Linked DNA regions of Homo sapiens: region 2 is linked to region 1. A link is a loop called in an ENCODE intact Hi-C map of the cell type or tissue named here. Cell type or tissue: GM12878. All regions are shown on one strand. Each heading gives the region's core, and the rest is flanking DNA. Links, peaks and the distances in the headings are about the cores only.

Evidence for each region. A loop is a pair of places that touch in the nucleus more often than their neighbours do. Peaks named below come from ENCODE experiments on the same cell type or tissue, not always from the same donor. Only the 100,000 strongest peaks of a DNase experiment are listed, where the experiment ranks them.
Region 2: it touches region 1 in a loop (2.8-fold over the local background); 24 of 110 quality-filtered maps call a loop at or near these places.

Annotation. Positions count from the first base shown.
Region 1 is chr7:88,792,566-88,797,950 of GRCh38, reverse strand. The region is part of intron 1 of ZNF804B (zinc finger protein 804B); the gene reads right to left. It overlaps TEX47 (testis expressed 47), which reads left to right and starts at 2,214. Exons shown (of 2, transcript NM_152706.4): 1 at 2,214-2,311; 2 at 2,905-3,845. The coding sequence starts at 3,009. The coding sequence ends at 3,770. In GM12878, for the core only: no CTCF peak of the experiment used is centred there; no DNase peak of the experiment used is centred there.
Region 2 is chr7:89,620,141-89,625,525 of GRCh38, reverse strand. No RefSeq gene overlaps it. Among named protein-coding and RNA genes, the nearest start is that of STEAP1, 530 kb to the left of the region's middle. RefSeq lists an enhancer at 487-1,686. In GM12878, for the core only: a CTCF peak has its summit at 2,291 (motif pointing right); a DNase peak (open chromatin) is centred at 2,345.

The sequences.
Region 1 (5,385 bases), core at 147-5,146:
CAGGGAATCCAAGAAGATAGTGGGAAACTGACAAGGTGAGTTAACAATCTTGTTCAAAACTTGATAGTACATCACTCTCATTTGCTGTGGCAATTCTTTATATTTTGAGAACATAATTATAATAAAAATATGTAAATGAAGTCAACAGAAAGTTGAGGTGGAACAGTACATCCTGGGGTTAGCCTTATCTTGAGGGATAGTTCTCAGCCATGTTAGGGAAGAAATTGGGCTGTCAGTAAGGAACAGTTTCATGAAGAGGAAGAATCTCACCTGTGTATAAAAGACTAGTTTGAGTTTGTGCACTGAAAAGGGGCTCCTGGGTAGCAGTACCTCATAAATTCTCCTACTGACTTTGATCAGTAGCTGTGTTAGGTAACAAATCACACCATTGCCTGTCCCCATGTTCTCTCTGGTTTAATCCATGACTGGAAATTGGAAATAAATACCAGAAGTCACTCTGGATGTGGTGAAGGCAGAGGCTTTGCCTCCCAGCATTCTATGGAGGGAAAGAAAGCAGGGAGGACTTTGTAAAATGAGAATCTTTTTAACTTTATAAAGTAGATGTATCAAAGGGCTTATGGTTTCACACTCTTAGCTGAATTTGTGGGGTGGAGAAATCTAGAAATACTGTGGGTAGAGACCCTTATTATAATCCAAATAAAGAAGTAGGACTATGAAAGAGGTAGTGTAAATCAAGAACCCTTAAGGCATATTAAAGTGAGTAAAAAGACTTAGTAAAAAGAATAGAGTTGGAGTATATAACTTGGATGAAACATGAACAAATAATACCAAGGATTTTGGCCTGGGAACTGAGAGGAAAAAACATGTTAATTTAGACACAAGTGGGGTATTTGTAAAGGGAAACATGTTTAATAAGGAAAATAATTGTTTAAATGTTTTCATTTTAAATTTGAAAAGACAGAGTTACATCCAAGGAGAGAAGAGTTGTGAATAAGTGACTGGAGATAATAATTTGAGAATTTTCTGTGCAAAAATAATCTAGAATGGGAGCTCAGTTTTTTCTTCTTTCTCAACCCCAATTAACTAGTTGTGTCTACCTTGAGACTCAGATTGAAAAATATTTTTAGTCCACAGGTAAGCTCAGAAGGAAAGCCCCATGATCAATTTCCAATTTCAAACGTGCAATCTAGTGGCAAGAGTGGCTTTAAGGACCACTTACCTGCCCTCACAAAAGAGACATATAGATGGTGCTGAGCTAACTGGGCAAAGAAGTAGAGCGAGAGATCCAACCACATCATGAGCGCAGAGCCTAAGTATTTTCCAGAGTTGGATGTGAGAAGGTATTGCCGGGCAAGGCCTCATACAGAGATTTAGAAAGAAATCCAAGAAAGTGCAGTATCATAGAAACCAGGAGAGGAGAGAAGGCCATAATGAAGGCTCTGGTCAACATGGACACTTTCTTCCAACAAAGCTGTAAGAAGAATGAGAGTGAGATAATAACTAGACTGGGCAATGACATGGTTTGGCACCATGGTTTACATCTTCGGAAAGATTGTATTGCTTCAGGGAGTGATAAAGTGAATCACAATGAGGAAGAATAGTCCATTTTTATGTATTACACAATTAATTAATTATTAAGTCACCTCTCTGCCTTCATTTACTTGGATAATTTATCATTGTATTATCATTAAAATTAGATCATTAGTTTGGATAATACAGAACTCAGGGAAAAAATTATTCTTAGGTTTCATTGTTAAAAATTGAATAAACGTTTTTTAAACTTGTTTTAAAATTACTGTTTAGAACTCATGTGGATGCAATTTTAAGAGATGCATCTCTTAAGACACAATTTTAAGAGGTGCATCTCTTAAAATCACATTAAGTTAAGTAAGCCAAATCTTACTATAGAACTTTCTCATCATATATTCACCATTAGATAGATTCAGATATGTGTTCCTGAAGTCTTTAGTTAGTGTCTAAGTAGAACAGAGGAGTTCTACAACCATACTTTTTATTTATCAAACGGAAAAAAAGAAAGGAAAAAGATGTCCAGATTCTCACCATCTGTCTGACTTACAAATGCACCTGACTAAAAATAAACCATTCAGGAATAAGCCATTCACACTTCCTCTGCAGTGACTTTGAAGTGTTTGTCGAGATACCCGTATTAAGAAACTTGGCGCTCTGGTCCTTTAATGGTGCTGACATTCTGACTCACGTATGCCCGAGGGAAGGCAGAACACAGGACAGCTGAGAACACCAGAGGACTGGCAGTTGGGAGCCTGATGGAGGACAAGTAGGGCCTCGAGGACAGGTGCGTGACAGAAGCACAGGAAAAAAAAGAAAAATGGTAAGTTGACCTGGAAAAAAAAATTGAGGAGATTTGTAAGCAGAGTAAGTTAAAGTAGCAGAATACTTTCATGTAGCCCTTACAACAACAAAAACAACAAGAAAACAAATAAAGGGGGGAGAAATGAATCATTTCTGAGATTCGTCGATAGGAGAAAAAACAAAGAACCAAAACTTTTCCCTTGAAATGTTTACTGTTATTATTCAAGGAACATTATTAACTATTAGTGACATGACTAAAGGTTACATAAGCTAATTAGGACTTAAAAAGCCTTGGATTTTTTTTTAAAAGTTATAGATCAGTTAGATTTGTAAAAGAAACTGGAAGAATTACCATAAAATACCATTTTTAAAAAATTTGGCTTATAAAGGACAATCTGTAATCACCATTACATGACATTTACAAAGTTTTTTCCTAGGATATTATTTAACTCTTTCGTTGTAAACTTTTAAAAAAGTCTATAGTTTGAGTATTGTTTTAACATTGTCTTTCATTTCAAATACATTGTTTCCTGATAAAACTGGCAAAAGATTGGGATTTTACTATTTAGTAACATTTGACAAACCGTGATTTACTCTTTTTTTTTTTGTCAGAAGAAATAAAAACACGAGTTCATCAGTAAAGAGGTACCCTGGCAGCATAAATATTATGATAAGCTAAAAGCTGGAATCATCTGGAAAAATAAATAAGACTCCTCATGTCCTTTTCGGTCCATAACCAGAAGGGCAGCAAAAGGCCTTTGCCACTGGAACCTCTTCTTTTTCTCCAAGTCCCACGTAGCAATTACCTGCACTTTCAAGAAGAGAAACAACGACTACACCTAAAGAAATTCCTTCTTGATAGGATGTTTCTAGTGGCCAAGATACAAGCAAATGTAGAAAGAAAAGATGTTGCTGACTACTATGAACAAATGTTTCAGTCAGTTTTGAAACATCACCTAGGAGAAGCAGTGACAGGATTGCTGCTCATCTATCCCACTTCCATTCTGCATATCCTCGAGTCCTCCAGCGACACTCTCTACAAAGTTCTTTTAGATTATATTGGCCATGTCAAAGATGAAACAGTATTTTTTATTCAACAAATGAAAATTATAGTCATTTCTCATAACATTCCAATGAGGCTTTTTATGCAATGGCATGTTTCAGTGATAAAAGTTCCAGTTATGTATCTCGACGATGTGACACAGTCACAGTCCCTAAAGGAGGTCATCACAGATTTTCTCACACAAACTCATAAACTGTCACTCTACCTTTGCCAGACTATGAAAGTAGGCACTAAAGGACCAGGCGATAACTTACACCAAGTTGCACCTGACCTACTCCTCCCAGAACAAATCATAAAGTACTTGTGCAAATCCGAAGAATTCATGGACCCGGCAACATTTATAAACATGTATAATAGACCCATACACATCACTCTGGATTCTGAGGTGGTATGGCCTGCTCCTTCACGTTTCTAGGATTGAGAGGGATAATGTGCCCATGTCTCTTAAGGAGTTTGTGCTACTTAAATAAAAAAAACATTTTTAAAGTTACTGGTGTCTTTTAAAAGAAACAGAACATTGCAATATACACAGAGGTAATATATTAATCTTTATAGAGTATGTTGAGCTAAACTTTAAAATGTATCTATTTGTTGTGGTATTAAGTTCAATACATTATTTTACTAGGTAGATGGGTTTAATAAGTTTATCATAAGCTCTCAAATATTAACATCATTTTCATGAATTGACACTTTTCAAAAAAAAGTATGGCTGAAAAAAGACAAACGGAATTCAGATTATCATCCAATCCCTCAAGAGTTAATAAACAGTCACTACTACATAGCAGAAGTATAGTGTTCTGAGGGTACAAAATCGAGAAGAAAAATCCCACCCTTGAGTTGCTTGCAACCTCAGGTTAGAGGCAAGTACATGTAGAAGTAGTTACGATATGACATATAATGTAATATAATATATCATTATAGTAGCAGTATATAGGAAGGGCTTTGAGAGCACAAGTAAAGGAATAATCACTGTATAATTCCTGCATTCAGAAAACAAAATCTAATTATTGAAAATATTTCCAAAGCCCACATATTCTGGCCTATATAATCAAGAATATTGAGACCATTATAAAGCTACAGAAAACAATAGCTATTCGGAATGAAATGAAAATACATTATCAGGTGGCATTGTGCTACTCCATGCAACATCATTTATTGAACATCCCTCTATGTTACAAACATTTGCCAGGCACTGAGGAATATGGCAGGGTACACAGAAAACATTATCTGCCCACTATTAACACTTACTTCTAAATGATTTTATGTAAAATAAACAATCTGGTTATTTTCTCAATTCACTTTCTAGAAAGCAACTAATTATATATAATTTCTATGTGACCAATTTCAAGTTGATCCCTTCTTTTATCCAGATGAATATTTTTTGCATTGTTTAAAAGTTTTTAGCTTGTTTAAACAATTAATTGACATCAATATTTTGAAAACTGCAATGATATTTGTCCCAAATCACCTTAACATCTTACGAAACCAACTTTGGAGTTAATGGAGAAAATACTTATCATTATAGTTTTATTTTTTATTATTTTTTTTTCATTTTTAGCTTCTTTGAGGACAAACCAATCTCAGTGTGCACCTCAATTTTTCATTTGAAGAAAATTTTGTTCTGCATATGAAAATACTGACCAAATTGTATGTAACAAACAAAATGTATATAATAAACAAAAATGATATGCATCATTGTTACATAACAGAATCAAATTTTAGGGAAGACCATTCTATTTTCCAAATTTTGTAATACTTCATTAATTAGAATGGTATTTTTCAGTTTTAACTGAAGTTTCTTTCAAGTTAGTAACAGAAAAAAATGTTTAAGATAAAATGAGAATTCTTCTAGCTAAGAAAGAGTATATAACTTTCAAAATTTATATCAATTTAGAAAAAAACACCTAATATTAAACAGCATTATGCTGTCTATTCTTTGAACTGTGAAAAAGACACAGGGGCATGTCAATAGTAAATGATTAGTGATAAACTGACTGGAAACGTAAGTAAATATTTTCCCAGCAAAAAAG
Region 2 (5,385 bases), core at 195-5,194, 830 kb before region 1:
TTCCCTATTTGTTTTTAAGGGAGAAAAGGAGAGCAGGTCCTTGCCTCCAACAAAGGGCATAGCCTAGTTCCTCTTGAGACACTGGACTTTTATCATTAACATATCGGATTAGAAGCTTACACATCACATACTCATTCGACCCAAACTTTGGCCAGAATATTGAGGGTTTGAGGATGGGTCTGAGTCCAAATAAAACAGTAATATTTTATCATTTGTTGCTTTTTCCTCTGTTTAGTCCTTTTATTATCCTTCCAGTGTTTTAGCATGAGACTAGGGGGCTACCTGGGGGGATATCTTTGTTACCATCTTTATCCCCCTTGCTCCCTGTCTTGCTTGGGGTATTTCCCATCTTGATGGTTTGGGATAAGGTTCAAGGTTCAATTTCCCTTACTGGAAATTTCTCACCTTTTGGGGTGAGGCTCAATTTCCCCGCTGGAAATTTCTTGCCTTTTTGAGGTGAGGCTCAATTTCCCCACTGGAAATTTCTTGCCTTTTCTACTACTGGAGGTTCATGTGAGGTTGAAACCCCCCCAGTGGAGACGTCTCGCCGCTTTTTAACCTCTAAGCCACCCCAACCAAGGAGTACTTCACCACCACACCCCCCTCCGAGGGGGTCCTGACCACCAGGGAAATACTGTACCGGCTCCCGTGGCTTCTCCTTCCTTGGTCTGTGCGCAGAGTCATCGCAGCAGTATCAGGATCCTTTAAGCTAGGTTGCTGGCCAATCTTTTTTTCTTTTTTCTGCGTTGTTCAGTGCTCAGGTTATTCCTCGCACTGGGTGGGTTCTGATTTCTCACCCCTGAGGCTGCCACAAGGAGCGGGGTGTGTACTTCCTCATGAGAGAGAACCAGAGACCATCCCCAGAGGGAAATGTAATTGTGGGCGAGCCCCCAAATTGTTATATATAAAGTTTCGGTGCCACAAAATAAATAGCACTTGAATATAAATTTTTCTTTTTAATTCTCAGCAAGGCAAGGTACTTCTATAGAAGGGTGCACCCTTACAGATGGAGCAATGGTGAGCGCACACTTGGACAAGGGAGGGGAAGGGGTTCTTATCCCTGACATACGTGGCCCCTGCTGCTGTGTCATTCCCCTATTGGCTAGGGCTAGACTACACAGGCTAAACTAATTCTGATTGGTTAATTTAAAGAGAGTGACTCAGTGAGTGGTTTGGTGGGGAAAAATGGTTATGACAGAGCAGGGTAATCGGAATGAGTCAGGGAGGAGCAGGTGATTGAAATGAGTCAGGGTGGAGCAGGTAATCGAAAAAGGTTGCTTTATGAGGAAGTTAAGTTTAAAAGTAGAAGGTAAAGAATTGAACATACTAACATATCGATTATTTGAAAAGAAATTTAGAAGTCATAGCTAAAACTTTGTATGTAATGTGATCTTTTCCTATAGTTGCCTTTTAGATTTTTTGTTTAACATTGCCCTTCAGCACTCTGGTGACTATATGCCTTGGTGTAGTGTCCATTTTTTATATTATCCCAAGAATGTTCTCTGGATGTCTTGTATCTAAATGTCTACCTCTAGCAAAATTTTAAAAAATTGAATTATTACCTCAAATATATTTTCCAGTTTTGCTTTTTCTCCTTCTCTCTCAGGAATGCCAATAATTCACAAGTTTTGTCATCTTACATAATTCCATATTTCTTGAAGATGGTTCATTTTCTAAATTCTTTTTTCTTTATTTTTGTCTGACTAGGTAAGCATGAATGACTGGTCAAGTTCTGAAATTCTTTCTTCTGTTTGGTCCAATTAATTGATAAAGGTTTCAGTTATATTTTTAAATTCCTTAAGGGAAATTTTCAATTTAATATATTTATTTATTCATTCATTTCCTGTATTGTTTAGAAGGTTTTTTTTTCTTGTTGTTGATTTCCACCTTGTCTTGGATCTCATTGAGCTTCCTTGCAATCTATGATTTGAATTCTTTGTCTATCATTTCTCAGTTTCCATTTTGTTTAGGGACCATTTCTGTAGAGACAGTGTGATAGTTGGGTGGTGTTAGTGTGTTCAGATTTTTCATGTTTGTCAGAATTCTTATGCTGGTTCCTTCTCATCTGGAAATGCTAGCACTTCTAGTTTATAATTATTTTCATGCAAGTAGGATTTTAAATTTTCTTTCAATAATATTACTGATTTTTTTCTTTCCTTTCCCCCTTTCCTTAGGGTGTGTGACTTTAGAGAATATTGAGTAGGGTGTTTTGGCTTTGCTTCTACATCCCTACATGCTTCTTTTGACAGGTTTTATATTGAGTTGTGCAGTTTGACGTACAGCCAGTAGATGGCACTTATGGGTAAGAGCTGGCTGCAGTTAACATGGCTGGATATATACTTGATCCTTGCTGACCAAAAGAAGCTCTCTACATGGAGTGCACAGTGTTCTGAGCTCAATGCCAAGCCCTAGATGGGTGAGAGATGGATGAGGCTAGATTGGGAAGCACTGACCACCAGTCCCCTGATGGCAGGCATAAGCACCAGTGCTGAGGAAGAATCCAGTGGGTGACCAGCAAGTTCCCAGATGTGTGCCTAGGAATGGAGCTGGGAAACCTCCTTAAACCAAAGTTCTCTGAACAAGCTGGGGATAGGGGTGGCCTAAACTCCTAATCAAGGAGAGTGGATGCTACAGGTACTTGGAGATCTGCCTGGGCATGGAGTTGATAGAACCCTGCTGCACCACAGCCTCTGTACTGGAAGGGTGGGGCATCTCAAGCTGGTAATACGGATGAACTGGTGCTCCAGCTGCCTGGAGATCTGCCTGGGCTTGGGTTGGATAGGGCCCTGCTTCCTCACAGTCTCTGCAAGGAATGGTTTGGCAGCGTAGGCTGTTGATTCAGGTGAGCAGATGCTCTGAATGCCTGAAAATTTGACTGGGTGTGGAGTGGAAAGGGACCCTGCACAAGGATCTTTTTACAGGACAGGTGGTGTGACTTAGGCTGCTGAACAAGGCAAGTGGGAGCTCTGAATGACTGGAGTGCAACCTGGGTATGAAGCAGAGAGGCCTGCTGCTCTAGGATCTCTGCACAGGCAGGGTGAAGTGGCTCAGGCTACCAATCTGGGTGAGCAGGTGCTCCAAATGCCTGGAGATGTGCCTGGGTGTGGAGCGGACGGGGCATTGCTGCACCGTGATCTATGTTGAGGAAGGGTATGGTGGCTCAGGCTGCCTAACCAAGCAAGCAGTTACTCAAAATGCCTGGAGATGTGCCTGGATGTGGAGCAGAGAGTGTCCCATCCCCCACATACCACAATCTTTGCACAGGAAAGGCAGGGTGGGTCAGGTTGCTGGTCCAGGTGAGTAGGTGCTCTGAATGTCTAGAGATATGCCTGAGTGTGGAGAAGAGAGCATTGCATTGTACCATGGTTTATGCTCAGGAAAGGTGGCATAGCTCAGGCTGCTGAACCAGGCCAGTGGTTGCCCTGAATGCCTGAAGATCTGACTGGTTGTGAAGTGAAGAGGGCCCCCTTCACCAGGATCTCTGCACAGGAGGCGTGTGGTGCCTCAGATTACTAGTCCATGTGAGTGTATGATCCAAATTCTTGGAGATCTGCCTGGGCATGGAGCAAAGAAGACATCATTGCACCAGGATCTATGCCCAGGAAGAGTGGGGTGGCTCAGGCTAGTGGTCCAGATAAGCGTGTGTTCTGAATGGGTGAAATTCTACCTGGGGTTGAAGTGGAGAGAGCCCCACTGCACTGTGATCTCAGGGGAGCAAGCTGGGGCACCCAGCAATAACACACACAGACTGGTTCCAGATTGCCAAACTGGCCTTGGCTTCAATTCTGTTTCCCACTGTAGCTGTGGCAGCACTCCTCCCACCCTAAGCCTGTGATAGGGGAAAGCACAATTCTTATGCCTAATGTAGAGGTGCTTTTCACAATTCTGGCTGTGGGGGCCGCTACCACAATCCAGAGCAAGTGCCCCAATCTCTGGCCTGAGACAAAAACACCTGCATGACCACACTGCCTTTTTGCCAAAGAATGGTTGACTTTGTGTGCACCCAGATTAAAAATGACACCCTGCTCTTGGTCCAAGGTCTGGGAAAATATCTGTAGCTTTTCCCCATGTCTTTTCCTCTCAGTCCTCCAAGGCTCTCCCTATGTTAGCTCCAAGGCTTGGGAGAAACGAAGTGCTCTCTCTTGGCCTGGGTTTCTCCGATCCCCAGTGGAAAGGTAAGTCACGGAGGAAGGCTCTCTGCCTCCCTCCTGTACTGTACTCACTTTTATCAGCTGGATTCCATCACAGAGGCTGTTTGCCAATGTTTTCCTCCCCAGAATCTTGGTTGTCCTTCAAGATTCCAGTGGATTCCTGTTTTCCTTTTTGAATTAAAGCTCCCAGAGTTGATCTTTATGTACCGTTTTCCTGTTTTCAAGTGGCTGAGGCACACTAAAAACCTCTTATCTGCCATCTTGGAGAAAATTTTTAAAAACTTGCTTTATCAATTTTTATGCTAAAGTATAAGGTGAAGAAGCCAGTCCCTCACAAATTAATTTGTCTACTACCTTATTGACAGCATGGAGTTCCAGAACACTGCTGTTAGGCAGTGAAGTCTCAAAGCCTCTTTTTTCCCACCATAAGAGTCCGGAGGTAAAGGTTAGGGACAGATCTGTGTAACATTTTAGAACACAAAACTAATCTATTGTTACAGAAATAAGTATATAAAAATAAAATAAAAATAATATAAATAAATACAATTAAAGAAAAACCTAATTTATAGTTATGAAAATTTGATCTATAATTGCTTGGGAAGGTGAATAGGGAAGAAATGATTTGAAGTGGGAATGAGGACAGTCTGAGTGACAGAAATAATTTTATGTCATGTGTTATAAAACCTCAAATTTTGCACTTAAAACTGGTTTATTTTATTGTATTTAAATTATGCTTCAATACAGTTGAAAAAATACTTAACAGAGTTAAAAGACAAATCACATTATAGAAAAGTATTTTCAATATGTGTGCAAGACCAAATGCTCAATTGTTTAAAATATGAAGAGGACTAATTAGAAAATTCAAAAAAATTTAATAACCCATAGAAAAGTAGGCAAAGAATAGACATAAAAAGACAACATGTGAAAAGATGTTCAATTTACTTGGAAAAATTTAAATTAAAATAATGAGGCATAATATATTTACCTAAATACTTAGTAGACATCAAAAATGTTTGACAAAAATTGTCAGTGAGGTTTCAGAACATGCCTTTTTATATATTTTTTGTTGAGGGACATTTTGATAAAATCTATGAAAAGAGCTATATCTTTCTTTTCATGTAGGACTGTTACTAATAAACTAACATATGTCTGAGTTGACTTATATACAAGAACATTTCTTGCAGTGTTGTTTATAATCACATAATTACAGAAATAACATAATGACTACAATATT